Regions from separate parts of the Mus musculus genome. Here region 1 is linked to region 2. Evidence: chromatin loops called from intact Hi-C (ENCODE). Cell type or tissue: gastrocnemius. All regions are shown on one strand. Links, peaks and the distances in the headings refer to the core of each region. The heading gives the core; the rest is flanking DNA.

Region 1 (8,497 bases), core at 96-8,095, 150 kb after region 2:
GTACGTATTCTACCGGAGCGTGGACACGCCCACCCTCGGCTCCTTCAAAGACCGGAAATGCCTGTTGTATTTTCTTTTGTTCCTCTCGGGGAATGAATGAGTCTGCGCACTGCCTCTCTGCGCACTGCCTCTCTGCGCACCTCTCTGCGCACTGCCTCTCTGCGCACCTCTCTGCGCATTGCCCCTCTGCGCATTGCTGACGCACTACGCAGGGCGGGGGCTCCGCATAGGGCGGACCTTGAAACCGACTGCCGGGAGGTTGAACAGTACGCTGACTTTCGCCAGCCGCTTTTGGCTTTTTTCTTGACCAATTAGCTGGCTGGTAATGGGCTGCTTCTTCCTCCCAGTCTGTTTCCTCAGAGGAGGATTCTTCACTTGCTTCAGAGCTACTAAGAGCTGGCTTCCTGAGCTCATCTAGTGACGAGTATCTCCTAGAGACCTCCGCTAATCGATCTTTTTTCTTCTCCCTTTTTCCTCTTTTTCTTCTAATCTCTCTCCAGGTATTCCTACCTAACCTTAACTTTTCCTCGGGTTCAAGACCCTTGGAAAGGCCTGTATACTTATTTTGTGTACCATACTTCCTCTTTGTTCCTACTCTCTCTCCCCGCTTTACTTCTGATAGATTGTCCTGAATTTCCTCTAGAATTTTCAGCCCTATCTTAATCACTTGATAGCATGTGAAAAAGAACAAAAGGGCTCCTAACACCAGAAAAAATTCAAGGCCAAACATACTCACTGGTACTCTCGTTCCCCAGCTGAAAAGTTCTGAATTCATACAGTTGAATCCTTCTTAACAGTCTGCTTTACGGGAACCTTTATCACCGTCGTTCCCCAGCTGATGAGTTCTGAATTCGGCAGTTGAATCCTTCTCAACAGTCTGTGTTACGGGAACCTTTATAAACGTGATCCGCAGTTCTGGTTCCGGAATGAGGGATCTTCCCTGCGCCAGTCCCGAGTTTTTTTTCTCGTCCCGGAATTCGGCACCAATTGTTATTCGACGCGTTCTCACGACCGGCCAGGAAGAACACAACAACCAGAATCTTCTACGGCAAAGCTTTATTGCTTACATCTTATGGGGCCAGAGTGTAAGAAGCAAGAGAGAGAAGCAAGAGAGAGAGAAAACGAAACCCCTTCTATTTTAAAGAGAACAACCATTGCCTAGGGCGCATCACTCCCTGATTGGCTGCAGCCCATGGCCGAGCTGACGTTCACGGGCAAAACAGAGTACAAGTAGTCGTAAATACCCTTGGCTCATGCGCAGATTATTTGTTTACCAACTTAGAACACAGGATGTCAGCGCCATCTTGTGACGGCGAATGTGGGGGCGGCTTCCCACACTTCCTGTGCCCTGCAGTGTGAGCTTCCTGTTGAGTTTCCCAGTGGGGAAGCAGCACCAGAGGGGATGGGGGAGCAACAGTTCTGCTTCAGATTTCTGAGAGCATCTTGTGTGGCACCAGTGACAGACTCGTTTGAGCAGCCCCAGGAGGCTGGATGTCAGGCTTCTGGATCTGCTTGGGGGAACTGGAACACCAGGGGCTGTGGTATGTTAGTTATTCTTCTCATTGCTGTGGTAAAACACCTAAAAGCAGCAACTTCAGGGAGGGGAGGTTTTATTTTAGCTCACAGTTTGGGGGTGGGTGGGGACAGTCCATCATGGGGGAAACACATGGTGACAGACACAGCTCATGTTGGCAGAAGCTGCTAGCTAGCATACAGATCAGAAAGAAGAGACAAGACAGGAAGCTGAGCTACAAACCCGAAGTCCCCTCCCTCTCTCCTGAGATGGACCTTAAACGTTAAAGCAAACTTCCAGCTGAATCATTTCTGCTTGGGATACCCAGAGTAGTCTGTTTCCTAGTCAAAGTCTGACCAAGACAGATATATCTGGTAGGGTTCCAGGAAAAAGGCCCCTAGAGGTCTATTTCTGACTTGCCCTATTGATTTGCTTGCCCTTTGACTTCAAGTGGTATGAAGACCTTATTGCCAGTGGAAGTGAGAAACCGATGACATAACATGCCATACCAGGGCTGGTGAGATGGCTCAGCGGTTAAGAGCGCCGACTGCTCTTCCAAAGGTCCTGAGTTCAAATCCCAGCAACCACATGGTGGCTCACAACCATCCGTAATGAAATCTGATGCCCTCTTCTGGAGTGTCTGAAGACAACTACAGTGTACTTACATATAATAAATAAATAAATAAATATTAAAAAACATGCCATACCATATGAAGACTTATGGTCTATTATAAAGAGCTATCAAGTATAAGGATTATGGAGTGTGTGTGTATGTATGTCTGTGTGTGTGTGTGTGAGAGAGAGAGACAGACAGACAGACAGAGAGGAGAGAGAGAGAGAGAGAGAGAAACAGAGACAAAGAGACAGAGAGGTGATCACACTACATAGCCCAGGCCTGGCCTCAAACTCATGGCAATCCTCCTGCCTCATCCAAGTGCTGGGATTAGAGACATGAGCCAGTAGAATCATAGAAGATTATTTAAAAGCCATACAGACTTTTATGGTGGTATGATCAGGACGAGGCCATAAACTGGTTACTCTTGTGGGCTTATAGTCTTCAATGCTCACTGAAAGAGATAAGCTCAGGGCTTAGATTCTAAGCACACCAATCAGAGAACTAGAGATTTGGTACAAGCACTTCTTATTTCTTATAGCTTCCTTGGCTGCAAATCAGGCCCCAAATTTAACTGCACAGACTGCAGATTGCAATGTTGAGCTAGGTTACAGCGTTGTCAGGTTCTCATATGTGACCTTCAACTCATCGAGACCTTGAGATTTGAGTGAGGACCCCTGGGCAGAACAGACAAACCTAAGAGTGTCCCACCAAGTGTGCAGACCTCCCTGGCCTATTCTTGTTTATGTAACAGTCTCATCTGCTACGTTCCCCCCTCACAAGGATGCCTGTTTTCAAGTCCACCGTGGTAACTCTTCCTTTTCCTGTCCACATGAGCCAGACGCCAGCATTCCCGTAGCACAGAGCCTGACCTAGGAAGACTCCAGTACAGCCACTCTGCTTATGTGCACTTAGCAGTGAATGAGCAAGTACTCTTCAGGAAGATTTTGCTGACTTCTCTAAGCCTGGAGAAGGGGCAAGAGTTCTCGGATGGCAGACTAAGTGGACAGGCTGTGACTAAGACAAGACCCAGCTACAACGCATTGACAGGGTGCTTAGCAACATTCAGATCCCAGGGCATCAACAGTTGCTCCAGTGGTCTGGTGGGTTGAATGGCTGAAGGCCAAACTCCAAACTCATTACTAGGCCAGATGCATTGAAACTGAGAAAACTAAATAGACGCCACAGACTTGCCAAAAGAAAAAAAAAGCCTGAGGGCATGTTTGTGAGGGATCCAGATTAGGTTAATTGATGGCGAAGATCCACCCTGCCAACAAATAAAAAGAAGAAGGGGGAGATGTGTTATCATTCATCTCCCCTGCTTCCTGACTGTGGCGGTTTGAATAGGTTTGGTCCCCATAGATTCATATGTTTGAATGCTTGGCCCATAAGGAGTGGCACTATTAGAAGGTATGGCCTTGTTGGAGGAAAGATGTCACTGTGGAGGTGGGCTTCGAGGCTGCCTATGCTCAAGCTCCGCCCAGTGTGGAATTCCAGTCTCCTCCTGGCTACCTTTGGATCAAGATGTAGAACTCTTGGCTCCTCCAGCACCACGCCTGCCTGGGTGCTGCCATGCTTCCCATCATGGCGATAATGGACTGAACCTCTGAAATTGCTATGTTGTCCTTGCATAAGAATTGCCTTGGTCATGGTGTCTCTTCCCAGCGATGAAACTCTAAGACAGTGACTATGCAGGCAGCGTGGCAACGTGAGGCATGATCTGTTTCAAGATCATGATGCTACTATGACTTACTTCCTGGCCATGGTGAGCTTGAATTGTGAGCAAAATAAAACCTTTATTCCCTTAAATTAGTTTTGTCAGAGTATTTCATCACAGCAGAAGTAAATTGGTTCTGAAACATGGGGCTATGGGTCTTCAGCCTTTGGAACTGGCTTGCAGAAGGAATATGAATGTTTAGGGCTTTGGGTTTGAAAAGCCCTCAATGCTGTAAACAGGGTTTAATGGCCCATTGTATAGGCTTACTAATTTGTGTGAGTGCTGGAGGGAAAGCCAACTGAGCTCTGCAGAGTCTATTCTGATCTTGCTCCGTTTGGTAAGGAGCAAGAACCGATGTAGCTTGCTGTTCAAGCTGAATTTGGACACTTGGGGCCTTCTGTTTTCTTCTGATTTTTGGTTCCTTTTGGGGGAGGCAAATGGGCCAAGTGTCTTTCTCCCTCTCACCGTGACTAAGTTGACTAAGTGTCACAGTGTGACTGCTGCCATTACTTTTCAAATCCACTTGCCTCTGCCCTGAGAATCATCCAGAGGACATCACCATGCTATAGTCCTATAGCAGTGCATATCCATGCTGTGCCTGATAGTCCCACTCTGCTGAGAAAGGCATATATGGACACTTTTAATCTCTAATGATCTCACTATGGGCACATGTCCATACTGGCCTCCCCCAATATGTTTTAAGATAACCCCCTGGAGATGTCCAGGCCCCTGTCTCAGAATCCTGGATCAGTAATGCTCTGGTTAACTGAGTATCGTGAGATACTGACTCTTCTTCCATGGCAACATCCTCAACAAAGAGCCAAACAGATGTTTGGGCTCTTGAAATCTTAACAGGTGCCCATTGCTGTTTCTGAGTTTCAGATGGTCCCATAAAGGAAGATGTAGCTGACCAGGTTAAAGTGGAGGCTGAGCAGCCACTGGGACCAGGAAACCACCTCTTGTTGCTACTCCAGCAGCTGCGATGCTTTAGCTGTGGGTCCAGGCCCACATTCATCCTCCATGCTGAAGGCTAATACCCACCCATCTCCTCATCCTACCCTCACAACAGAGCTGCCACATCTCACTGGCCTGCAGAAAGGAACCCTCTGCTAACCAGGGCATAACTGATCTATCCTGAGATAGGGTCCACACCTCATCTGGTTAAATTCACTTACCCATTCTCCCATTTTCCAAAACCACTCCCGCCCTCCCCGCCACTTACCACTGCTACTCACTTCAGAGTTATTTCTGTAAGTACAGCAATTCATCACTCAACAATAGCATACCATTAGAAATACTCACTAGGCAATTTCACCGTTGTACAAAATACGAGAGAATGCAACATAAGATGGCTGCCATATCACTAGGCTGAGTGACCTAACGGGACCACAGTCCTTTAATGATCAAAGCACTGCTAGGCAGCATGAATCTATTGAGTTCTAGCTGCAAAGCTGTCTCTCACAATGACGTGGATTAGCAATTACAAGACTATTTGGTGTGTTGTAGAGCTGAGCAATTGAGAATTGACTCTTCAACAATACTGAAGTTAGCACTACCCATCCTTTTGTTTCCCCCAAACATTACTACTAGTGGCCTGCTATTAATCTGAAGGCAAACTGTAACAAACAGTCTGGTGACATTTTTTTTTTGTGTGTGTGTGTGTTACAGTCAGTAGAGAATACAAGAGAATGGTGAGAGATTATTTTATTGGTATCTGCAACTACTAGAGAGTGAACTGCTCTATGGGGACGATTAGTGTCACACCGTGCTTTTAATGGATGCTCCCAGCACTTGAGCATGTTGCAAGCCATGTGAGGTGGCTACAAAATTGGCACCAAGGTACTGTGGTTATGATTTAATATCGCATCTTTACATTTGTTTGCATTTTTCTTGATTACAAAACACCATGTACAGTCTGTGAAAGTTGATACATTTTTATAATAGGCTGGGCATCATTTGTAGAAGAATTTAAAAAGTTTATTCTCGATTCATTATCTCCTTTTTCTTCTTTTCTGAAATTTTAGGCTATATGGTTTACAAGGTTTTGTTTTCAAATCCTCAGAAATCTACCCTCCATCCATACATGCTCAAAGGGGGACAACGGAGTTCTGTCCCATGCTGTTCATCCATACATGCTCAAAGGGGGACAACGGAGTTCTGTCCCATGCTGTTCAAGAATGAACCATAAAATGAAGATGATGGAAGCCAGATTTCTCATGGTGAAGAAAATTGTAGATATAGAGGGAGAAAGAATAGGGTGATTCTATGGTGGCACACTGGAGTGAGTGATGCCAAGAACACTAAATATAGAGGGAACATGTAGATATGTGAAAACAGCTAATTCCACAGAAAGAAGCCACCTGCAAATGGAAAATTCCTGAATCAAAACCAATACCAGATTGCAGTCTGTTTAGGATGTGTGCAATGTGTCAAAAGTTCAGGGTACAGTGCTAACTCTAAGTGTTAAAGTACTGTCAGCAACATAATTATTATTTGAGCAGGGGGTATAGTGGTACTAAAACCAGTAGACAGATGTTTGATGAGGAACTAGGCTTTGATTGGCTACCAAAAAGATGGCAAGCAGCTCAGAGTGGAGACTCAGCACAGAACTAACACAGAGACCAACAGCTAGACGATGCATAGCCTACCCCACAGAGACCAACAGCTAGACGATGCACAGCCTATCCCACAGAGACCAACAGCTAGACGATGCACAGCCTACCCCACAGAGACCAACAGCTAGACGATGCACAGCCTACCTCCAAACAGTCTGACAGTGAGACAAGGCAGGAAGAACAGTTAACAATGAAGCTAAGCACTAACATGGAGCCTCTGGAAGCCATAATATACTGCCTTGGAGATAAGACTTTACTGATCCAACTGGAAGACATTTAAGACAGCGGTTATCTCCCACTTGAGATGAAGTACTTTACCTACTTCCTATGTACTGTCACTTGTAAACATGGTTCCCCATACAGATGCTGGGATTCTACTCTTTAACTAGACTTTAAGTCACTGGTCATAACTCGGATCTTCTGAGGACACAGACATGGGAACAAATACAAACAGTTGCCATAGCTACCACTCTAGCAGGTGATAGGACCAACATCCAAATCACAGGCTCCTAACACAGGATATCCAAACAAACTCGACTGTATGCAGAACTGGGTACTCAGTTGAGTCACTTGGAAACTACCTGGGTCACAACCAACCCTGTACAAGAACAGAAAGCAGAAATTCAGATTCGGAATCTTCTCATTGGAAGGGCCTTGTTCCTTCCACTGGCCAACCTGATGAAGCACTCTGCAGGTCTCTTAAGGTCAATTTGCACAAATGTAAGCACTTCACACAGCTATCTTGCTTCCAGAGGAAGAGATAACTGTGTGGAAGAGACAACTGTGGGAGCTACCAATGTTAACACCCATGCTTCCTATTTCTTAGTGCCAGAATCCCAATGGCATTTGGGACTGCAAATACTCAGATAAAATTCCAAATTTTATTCCCAGTCTTTCTTACAACTAGCTATCTGGCATGCATGTGTACTTGGTAAGGTGTGAAACACTGAACAGGGCTCCCAAGCAAGTTCCTTTAAACTTTTGCCTAAACTTTTGCCTTATCCACACTTTCTTCCTGCTTCATATACAGGAATGTAGGCTGGGACTCCAACAATCATCTTAGACCAGAAATGACCTTAAGGATGAAAGCCATAGTCATGTTGATAAAGTGGAAAGAATCCAGGTCCTGGAGTCTCCATGAGCCTTAGACTGATGACCTCCAATTCCACTTGAGAAATAAACCACCATTAGAAAATGTTGTTTGACCTTTCCTGTTACATGCAACTAAACCCACTATCGACCCACTGACCACTTTAAGGACCATTTATTTCTAATAGTAACAAAGGAATCAAATCTAGAAAAATCAGTGGGGAGGAGCACTAATTCCTATATTGGGGGGAAGAGTAAATAATCCTTAGAGTCTTGTCTGTTTTCTAAGGTCAACAAGGGAACCCTGTGCCCAGATCATCATATGAAGCCCATCTCCAGAATGCCAGCCCTGCAGCAAGAAGAGCTTTTAGGTAGCAGGAGGGCAGCTGTGGGGAAGGAACCATCCCATGTCCTCAGAGTCAACATGCTGTTTGTCTCATTGGGAAAACTCTAGTTTCACTGACAAACTTATAGCTGAAATCTCCACCTAGTGGATCTTAGCCTCTCTCAGGAACTAGCATTACCAAAAGTTGTATATGATCACCAATCCTAGGGAATCAAATATCTGAAAATGAGCATTACACATCTGATTGTGTCAATGCTCTCTGATGATAATCCAGGAACCCCAGTGAGTACTGCAGTCCCAGAGACAAGACAGGAAGAAATGGTTACTAGAAGACGTAAAAATGGAGCCGGAGATTGCCTTGGAGATTGCTACATTTCCCTACATCAATTTAAAGCCATCAAAACAGTGGCTGTCCCCAGCTTGTGATGCTGTGCCTTAACTATATACTCAAGCCTACCACTTGTAAAGTGGCCTGTAGGTCACACTAGAGTTTTGTTGACTCAATACAAGCCTGAGTCATTTGGGAAGACAAAACATGATTGAGAGGATGCCTGCCTCTATCATATTGACCCATAGGCAAGTCTATATATCTATGGGCCACTTT
Region 2 (8,497 bases), core at 238-8,237:
AATAAAAAGGAGAAAATAAGTGGAGACCAGCAGTTATCTCTGCTTCCTACGGAAACAATGATGAGAAGTTCATAGGCTTGCACTCTATGCTATGACCTACCCCTCACCCTGATGGATTATATCCCCTCATGTATGGGCTGAAATAAATCCATCCTCTGTTGGTTTTTAAGTTGCTTTTGCCAGGTGTTTGTCACAGCAATGAGGTAAGTAGTTGCTACAGAGGACATGGCAGCAGGAGCAGGAGGCAGCTGGTCACATTGCATTTGCAGTTAGGAAGTAGAGAGAAACAAATACTCCCTGGGCTCCTCCTCCTTTTATGTTTTTATTCATTTCAGGACCCCAGTCTATGGGGCAATATCACACATTTGTGGTAAATCTTCTATTCTCATTGTGGAATCTCACATGCATGCTAAGAGCTGTGTTTCCTAGGTAATCCCAAATCCAACCAAGCTGACCATGGACATGAACCTCCATAGGCTGTCATCTGGAGCTTCACCAATAATGAAATTCTCACCATTGTGTGTGTTTACTGGCCATTGGAGACCACTTACAACAACCCTGTCCCCCATGGCCTGGATAATGGTCTCTACTTTTGAGTCACTCTTGTTAGATGGGGCTCAGAGGTCTTTAATAGCATTAGGATCTGGTGACAGGTACTTCCAGGCCCCACTGCTGGCATCTTCCTTTACTGTCTCATTGTCAACTGTAGTCTCAAACAGCCCCCACCCTCTTCAAGCAGGAGACCATGAAGCAGCCTCACGTGAAACACAAGGACTGCATTTGAGTGCGTGGCTGTCATCTCCCACCTCCCTTTCCCTAGAGCATCTGCTGACTATTCAGGGGCCACAACCTTGAAGTCCCCATGATCCCTCAAATGGCTTAAGAGCTTCCTGTCTGCCTTACATTATATTCAGCCATCCTCCAGGATTCCCCCAGGACCCTTCTTAGTAGGACCTGAAGCGAAGGTGAGACAGCCTTCTGTGTCTCTCAAAGGGAGAATAGTACATGGGTAAATGAATGCATGTGTGTTATTTCTCAGATATTCAAAGCAAGAATCCAAGCTTTTGAAAGGGTTCTGACAGTTTGGAGGGCCCAGAGAAAGTTCTAGAATGTGACAGTTTCAAGGACACTCATGGGGGAAGATCCAGGTGTGTGCGTATATTTGTGTGTGTGTGTGTGTAAGTAGTGCCCATGTGCAGCTGCATGTTCTATTACATGGGGTTTCCCTAGGCGTTAGGAAGGGAGGCAGGCACAGATCATGTCTGTAGAGCAGTGATGCCCATGAGCAGGAGCTAAGTGACATTTTCTGTTCTAATATAGTGAGTTGGGTGATGCACCATCATGTCTTCTTTTCTTTTGTTTGTTTAATTGAGACACAGTCTCTGTGTGTAGCTGGCCTGGAACTTACGATGTGCCTAGGCTGGCCTTGAACTCACAATGATCCTCCTGCACCAGTCTCCCAAGGGCTGAGATTACAGATGTATGCCATTGCTCCCAGCTATTGTTTAATTAATATGTACAGTAAATGTTACCATCTTAGGAATGAGGTAGGGAGACTGGTTTGTTTGTGAAATAAGATTGCACTGAGTAGCCCAGGTTGGCTACTTGTGGCTATCCTCCAGCCTCAGCTTTCTGAATGCTGGGATTCAAGACTTGAGGCACCACAGCCAGAGAGACTCCATTTTAAAATGAGGTCTTCCCTCTTCTTGTCTTCCACTCAACAATGCACGCTTTTGCTTTTTATTATAACATTATAAAGCATGTCTAAAATGTATTTTAAAACCTCTTTGATTTTGTAACACAATTTAAAACAAATACATTGTATGGCAACACAAAGCCACTCTCTTTATATCTTTATTTTGGAAGTTGTGGTTTTTGCTTAAGTTGGTTTTTTGTTTCTTTTTGTTTGTTTGTTTGTTTGTTTTTTAATAGAAAATCAGGCACAAATGAACACATTAGCTTAGGACTCTATAGGACCAGGATCATCAGTATTGCTGTTATTAGCCCCCATATCCTGTTGTCATGCCAGCATTCTGGGCAGGGCCTGAGGTCTGGTTGTCTGCTCAGAAACACCCGCAGAGCTCCTCAGAGTCAACCTTGTCCTCTGCCTGCCACAGCTGTCCACCACCCCGCTGAGTGTTGAAACCTTTTCGTGTTGATAAACTCCTTTGAAGTTGTGGATGATGCTCTCAGTGCTTCTAGATGGCATTCATCACGTTCCTCGGTGACATCACTCAAGCCTGAGCAAGGTTCTTGATGTGATCATAGAGGTTGCAAGACTAGAATGGAGTCAGGGTTTCGCCAGCATCTTGTCCTGAAAGGTGTGGTGCTTGCCAGTACTTCTGTGGCTTGCCAAGTTACTTGGGACTCCTTACACTCCCTTAGGACACTGGCAGTGTGTGCTTATTAATATACTGTACTCTAGCAGTGTGTACTTATTAATATACTGCAAGGCTCTGAGGCACTCATCTAGCCAGAACTTAGAGGAATCAACTTGTATCGTGCCATACCACCCCTAAGCAAGTCATCTGTCTCGTCTGTAAAAACCTGAAGACCTTGCATTGACGTGGTCTCTTAGCTATGGAAAGTCCTTTCACACATCTGTCCCAGAGCAGGGATGCTTCACCCATATTCAACATTTACTCTAGTCACTAATCTGTCCCAGAGCAGGGATGCTTCACCCATATTCAACATTTGCTCTAGTCACTAAATGCTGTTTCCTCCACAAGTAGCTGATGCAGAACTACCCACAGTTTGTCAACGACTGAAATACCCTGATGTGGTATGTGACTGTATGTATGTGGCACTGTCACCAATGACACCCTGTCGGGGGGGGGGGGGTGTCTCCTAACATGATAATAGTGCTTAAAAAGTTCTTATTTCTGGTGGTGTCATGGATGTTCTGATAGTATAAGCTGGTGTTCCATTCATTTGTCTGGAGCGAGGCTGGTGACAAAAACCCACTGCACAGTAGGCTGTATAAAAGCAGGCTAATACAGTCAGTTACAGAACAACATATTTATTTATTTGGCTTTAGTCTTTCTATATAGCTCAGGCTGGACTCAAACATGAGATCCTTCTGCCTCAGCCAGCCTCCTAAGTGCTGGTATTGTGGTATGGGACAAGAATATTTTGTAATGATAATAAACAGCCATGTTCATTTTTAACGCGTTGTGCTTTTAACCAGTATTTTGTGCTGCTCCCCCTACTTTTAAAAAGGTTTGACTGTACTACGGTGAGCCAGCGTCTTGATGACATCATTTTCTCCTGTTCCTGATTCAATCTTGCATTTTTCTGTCCATGTAACCCTCAGGGCACCAGCAGACATTACACAGCTGCCACAGCAGCAGGCCACACCTTCTAGGTCCATGGAACTTCATTTGCATCATAGGACTGCATCGACTTCTTCCAAGTCAAAGATCAAGGATACTCATGAGGAGGACGGTAGCTGTGGTTGTGAGCTGGGAAGGCTCTCTTCCCATCTGGCCCCTGCGCTCTTTCCTGTCTATCCACTCCCCTTGCTCATTTCTCTCTCCATCCAGTCTTCTCTCTGCTCCTTCTAGCTGCCACATCTCCTCTAAGTTGCCTCAGTTAGGGCACTGCTCCGTTGGACTATCATCTCGCTTCTCAGTTCCATTTGCATTTCTGCTTCTGGACGAGATCCTCAGGGTGGTCTTTACAAGTCCTACACCAGGCTTTGGACCACATCCTTAAGGTGGTCTTTGCAAGTCCTAGCATCAGGCTTCAGCAGACACAGGTTTCCTTCAAGCTTGCAAAGTTCGTTGCAACTGGTCTTAGAGCACTTGGCTGGCTTCCTGGGAACAGGCTTGCCTTGAGGATGGAACGATGGTAGCCTCAGTTCATCCTATCTCTCCTCCGTATCTCTGAAAACTCTATTGCAGCAGTTCAGATCAGACATGGAATCATACACAGGACCAGGGCCAGAGTCTGAAGGCCAGCCTTGTAACATTTGGCCCATCTGAATCACACTGTATCTCAGGAAAGTGGGGAAGACATCTCTGCTGAAGGGTGAGAGGCAGTGAAGCATGGCTGGCCTGGGGGGTTGTTTAGGATAAGATAGAAATCCTGTGTGACTCAGATGATCAGTGCCCGGAGGGCAGTGCCTTGGCCAGCACAGGATTGGGTAGACTCCTGGCACCCAATGGTGCCACAGAATGCTGGCACAGGGTGTAGCCAGCATCACTAAGAATCACCTCTGGTTAACAACCTTGCTTTGAAGGAGGATAGCATCTTACAAGTACACAGCTTACCCGCAGCTTCTACAACCCTAGGTTAGGGCCTGAGCCTTGCAGTTTCCACCGCCAGGGGGCGCCTTGACCTCTGGCCTCCCCAAGCCTGAACAACATTCAGGTGTCAATCAAGACCAGCTCGTCCCTTTTCAAATAAAGCCAGCAACAGGAACAGACTCCATTTCCCAAGAGGACAAAGAACTCATGATGTCTTGATCCGTGCTTCATGGCATAGTTGAAAACGGGAAACCTGGCTGTGACAGAAAACCAGGCAGTGACAAGATATGGGTGGGATCAAGTGGGTAGGAAGAATTGAGTAAGAACTTGAGCCAGTGTCGCCAGGACTCTTAGGGACAGGGCATAATAGTAATGATACAGTAGTAAATGAAAGAGACAAAAGACAAAAAAAACAAAAAAACAAAAACCTCAAGAACCAAAAAACCACACACAAAACCAACCAACCAACCAATAAAACAACAACAACAAACCAATTTGAAATAACCATCCCAGAAGAACGCTCTGAAGACGCTCAGTCTGGTGGCAGATTCCTAATTCATCTTTTTTTTTCCACCCTGGGACTCCATTCCCTGAGTCAAGCCCCAGACCAGAGGGTCAGCCCACCACAGTTGCCAGGCTACTTACTGCACTGTGCCATGCCTGGACCTCCTCCAACCTGTGTTCTGGTCTCCAGCACTTCCCAAGCGTGAATCACGACAGCCTCCCTTGGCAGGGCCCGCGGCCGCGCTTCCTAAACGCCTTTTCTGCCAACAGCTACCCGCTTTCTGTGGTGATTACGTGTCAGCTGCTCCCTGCTTCAGACTTTTTACCTCTTCCTCTATGCTTCCTCAGCCAGCAGCTATCTTCACTGATCTGCCAAAAACCCTCACTGTGGGTTCCAGAATCTTCTCCCCAGCCCCGTCTTCCTCCTATGCCACCCGCCCTACCCTCAGCCGACTTTGAGTTTCCGGGGTTACACCCTGGTTTAAAAAAAAATGTTTCTGAAATGGCTTTCCACTTTTGTGGGACCGGCTGCTGCCTCACCCTGGGCCATAAGCCTTTTCTGACACCTGCTGAATGCTGTCCATCTTCTTTGCCCCACCTCCTGAGCCTCTACAATAAGCCACGCCTCTAGAGCGCTTGCCCCGCTACAGGCTCCTCTTCCCACTTAACCACCACACTGTCACGTTGTGGGCACTTGTCTTAGATCACGCCCCACAACAGAATATCATGGACGGTGACTCCAACAACGCAACAACAGGTATTTATTTCTTGTCATTTAAAGGGTGGGCATCCACAATCAAGGTTCTGACATTGCTGCTTCTGCTGAGGGCTGTCTTCCTGACTGGCAGGCGGCTACCTTCCATACTTTCCTTTGAACCTACCACCTTTCTGACTTCGTTCGACTTTAGTTGCTACTTAAAAGCACCATCTCCAGAGACAGTCACTTTGGGAGTCACCACAATTCACCCCTTAACAATACCTGGACTGTAGCGATAGATTGCCTCTAGGTGCAAGCACTGCACTAACATTTATGTATGAGTTACCTCGTCCGGGCCACACAGATACTCCTCAAGGCAGACATAACCTCCAACTTCACGCCTGAGAAAGTGAGAACCAGAGAGATTAACCAACCTGCAAATTAGCAGCACACCAGAGCTCCTAGCTCATATCTGAGGATCTCAGAATGGGACTGTGTGCTGTAAGCCTTGAATTAGATAATCAGAACTTTACTGCTAGACTCTGCGATTCCTTTACTCAAAGGTTTCATTCTCCCAGAATCCTCTCCTGTCTGCAAACTCCCAAAGCTCCCCATAGCTCAGACTATTATATCCTGTGACTTCAATGACTTAGGAAACCACTACTGTCCCTCTTTGGTATTTCCTTCCCTTACAGGGACCAGACAGGAGTCCCCTTTACTCTATGCCTGAGTCTTGAATCTTTAGCCAGTTCTATTGATGGTAGCTATAATTGTAGAACACAGGCAAGCAAAATTATGGCCTCCAAATCCTGCTCCACTCCTCTGGCCAGTCCCCAGCCTCTGCTCCACCCCCACCTTCTCCCAGTCTTCACTTCTACACACCCAGTCTCCCTCACTCTTAATGTCCACAACCCCATTTGTGTTTCAGATCCTGGACATCCTCAGAGCCCCTTTCTGCCATCTCTGTCTGAAATATTCCAGCCAGACTCCCTGAACTCCAGAGAAACACAAAAAAACAGGCAGCCCCAGCCCTAGAATAACCCATGTTATGTGTCCAAACAATGTGGTAGCCAGGGACTTCTAGGCCTCCGCTGAGCACCAACCTCCTCCGTTCCCTATCTCCTGTATTCATGCTGCTCTACCCAGCTCACTTCCAGATTCATCAGACTTTAAAATTCTTCACCTCACTGCCCACAAAGAAGAGCAGATCTCCCAGACCACCCTCCTCTGCATCTGCCTTTATTCTCACACACTCTGCTCCTCCAAGGTCACCTTACTACCAAGTTGGGACTGGCTCTCAAATCTCTCATGGTCCTGGCTTTTCTCCTCTCCTCCCCACCCACTCATCCCCTTCATCTTGTGAGAGCAAGCGTGATGGTTCCTATCCTTAAAATCCCTCCCTGCCACAGGTTCTCAGCTTCGGCTATAAATATGAAAGGCTTCCAGCCAGACCAGCTCAATAAAAACCTGCAGGGCAGGCCCTGGGCTTCTCCCTGGGGTCAACAGCATACCTTCTTGCCTAGCCATCAACCCATCTCTTAGCTTAGCTGACACTTTGGGTCTAATTGTCCTCACTTGGCGACTGTTACAATGTAATCACTTCCTACCTGTACCTGCCTTACCCTCTCCTATGGTCTGACCAAAAACTTCTCCGCCTACCAGGCCACCTTGTAGCTCTCAACCCACTCTGTCACAGCCTAGCCAGAGACCCTGAAAGCTTCTTCATTCGATAAATCCTCTAGGCTCCCTCAGCGCTGCTTTCCTTTGTGACCAAGGTCTTCTCCATACTCTTGGGTGCTTGAGAGTGCTCCCCCCTTCTGCATTTTCTGTTGTCTAGTCTACACTCTCTGGGGATACCTTCTCTGACTAGAGCCTGCAAATCCAAGTTCCTAGCCAGACCTCATTCTAAGCTCCCACCCACACATCTCCCCAATGCCTGCCTTTGTGGATAATCCTGGAGGCACTTACACCCCACTCATGTGAATTCTCCCATCTACACTCCAAAACCTGTTCTTCCCCGGACACCACCTATCCAGATTTTTGCCACCAAGCTGGCTTCTTCCAAGTCGGAGGGTGACACCCCCCATTCCCACCTCTTCCTGCCACCCACATCCAATGAGCTTTATAATGTCTTAGGATTCACTTACTTCAGGTCCTGCCTCCATCTGTCCTTGTATCACTGCCCCAGGGCTATTTGGAGAGGCTCTTTCCTGGGCCATCTCCCTCACTGCTATCTCTTCCCATGTCTGCTAGGAGTGTCTTGTCTTTCTGATTGGACCCTTGTCTGCTTGGCTCTGTCCTGGGATAAAAGGACAGCTTCCTGCTCATCACACCAAGCTCCTCCTTGCCTCCCTCCCGTTTCCTGGCCTTGCCCTTCTGCTCTCCCACTCCCAAGCTCTCTCTCCATTCCAGGACCAAATCGGAACCCTGCATGCCTCCTCACTCCTGGACTTGGCACCTAGTCTTTGAGAGCCTGCTTCCAGAAACACACCGGGGAACAAACTTTGCACCTCTTAGAGCATGCTGGGACTTCTTGGGGCCTTCTTGTTATGTCCCATGATACTTAACAAAGGGCTAATCCTCCTCAGGCCCTTGTCCCGTTCCTCTGTGGCCAGGCTAGAAAAAGGCAGACTCGGGAACCTGACCTAGCCTCTCGTCAGCCTTTGCAGTCATGAGCAAGAGGCTTCATTCTCCTCTGTCTTCGTCTCTTCCTTGGTAAAGTGGGGTCATGACAGTGGCCACTGGCTGCAGGTTGTTAGGAGGATCAGATCCTGGACCTCCAAGGGCCTGAAAGCGGGCATGAGGCAGTTCTCAGTAGACTCTTCCTCCAGTACAGTGCAAAACATGTTAAGTCTGCAATATGTATGTGACTCGATTCAAGGAAAAGAAGGCCTGAGATGACAGTATATGAGAGTCCGGTTAAAACCACATTCAGAACGTCCCCAAAAGATCTAGAAGAAAGGCAAGTGCTTCTTGTCAGGGAGGAACACGGGACAGGTGGCAACAACTACCAGGGCATCTGACCCAGAGCTTGGGCCTAGGCTCTGAC

The links. Peaks named below come from ENCODE experiments on the same cell type or tissue, not always from the same donor. Only the 100,000 strongest peaks of a DNase experiment are listed, where the experiment ranks them.
Region 1: it touches region 2 in a loop (2.1-fold over the local background); 7 of 42 quality-filtered maps call a loop at or near these places.

The regions. Positions count from the first base shown.
Region 1 is chr1:87,452,971-87,461,467 of GRCm38, reverse strand. No RefSeq gene overlaps it. Among named protein-coding and RNA genes, the nearest start is that of Snorc, 13 kb to the left of the region's middle. In gastrocnemius, for the core only: no CTCF peak of the experiment used is centred there; no DNase peak of the experiment used is centred there.
Region 2 is chr1:87,604,440-87,612,936 of GRCm38, reverse strand. No RefSeq gene overlaps it. Among named protein-coding and RNA genes, the nearest start is that of Inpp5d, 12 kb to the left of the region's middle. In gastrocnemius, for the core only: a CTCF peak has its summit at 4,316 (motif pointing right); DNase peaks (open chromatin) are centred at 4,318 and 4,950; H3K4me3 peaks cover 854 bases; H3K27ac peaks cover 857 bases.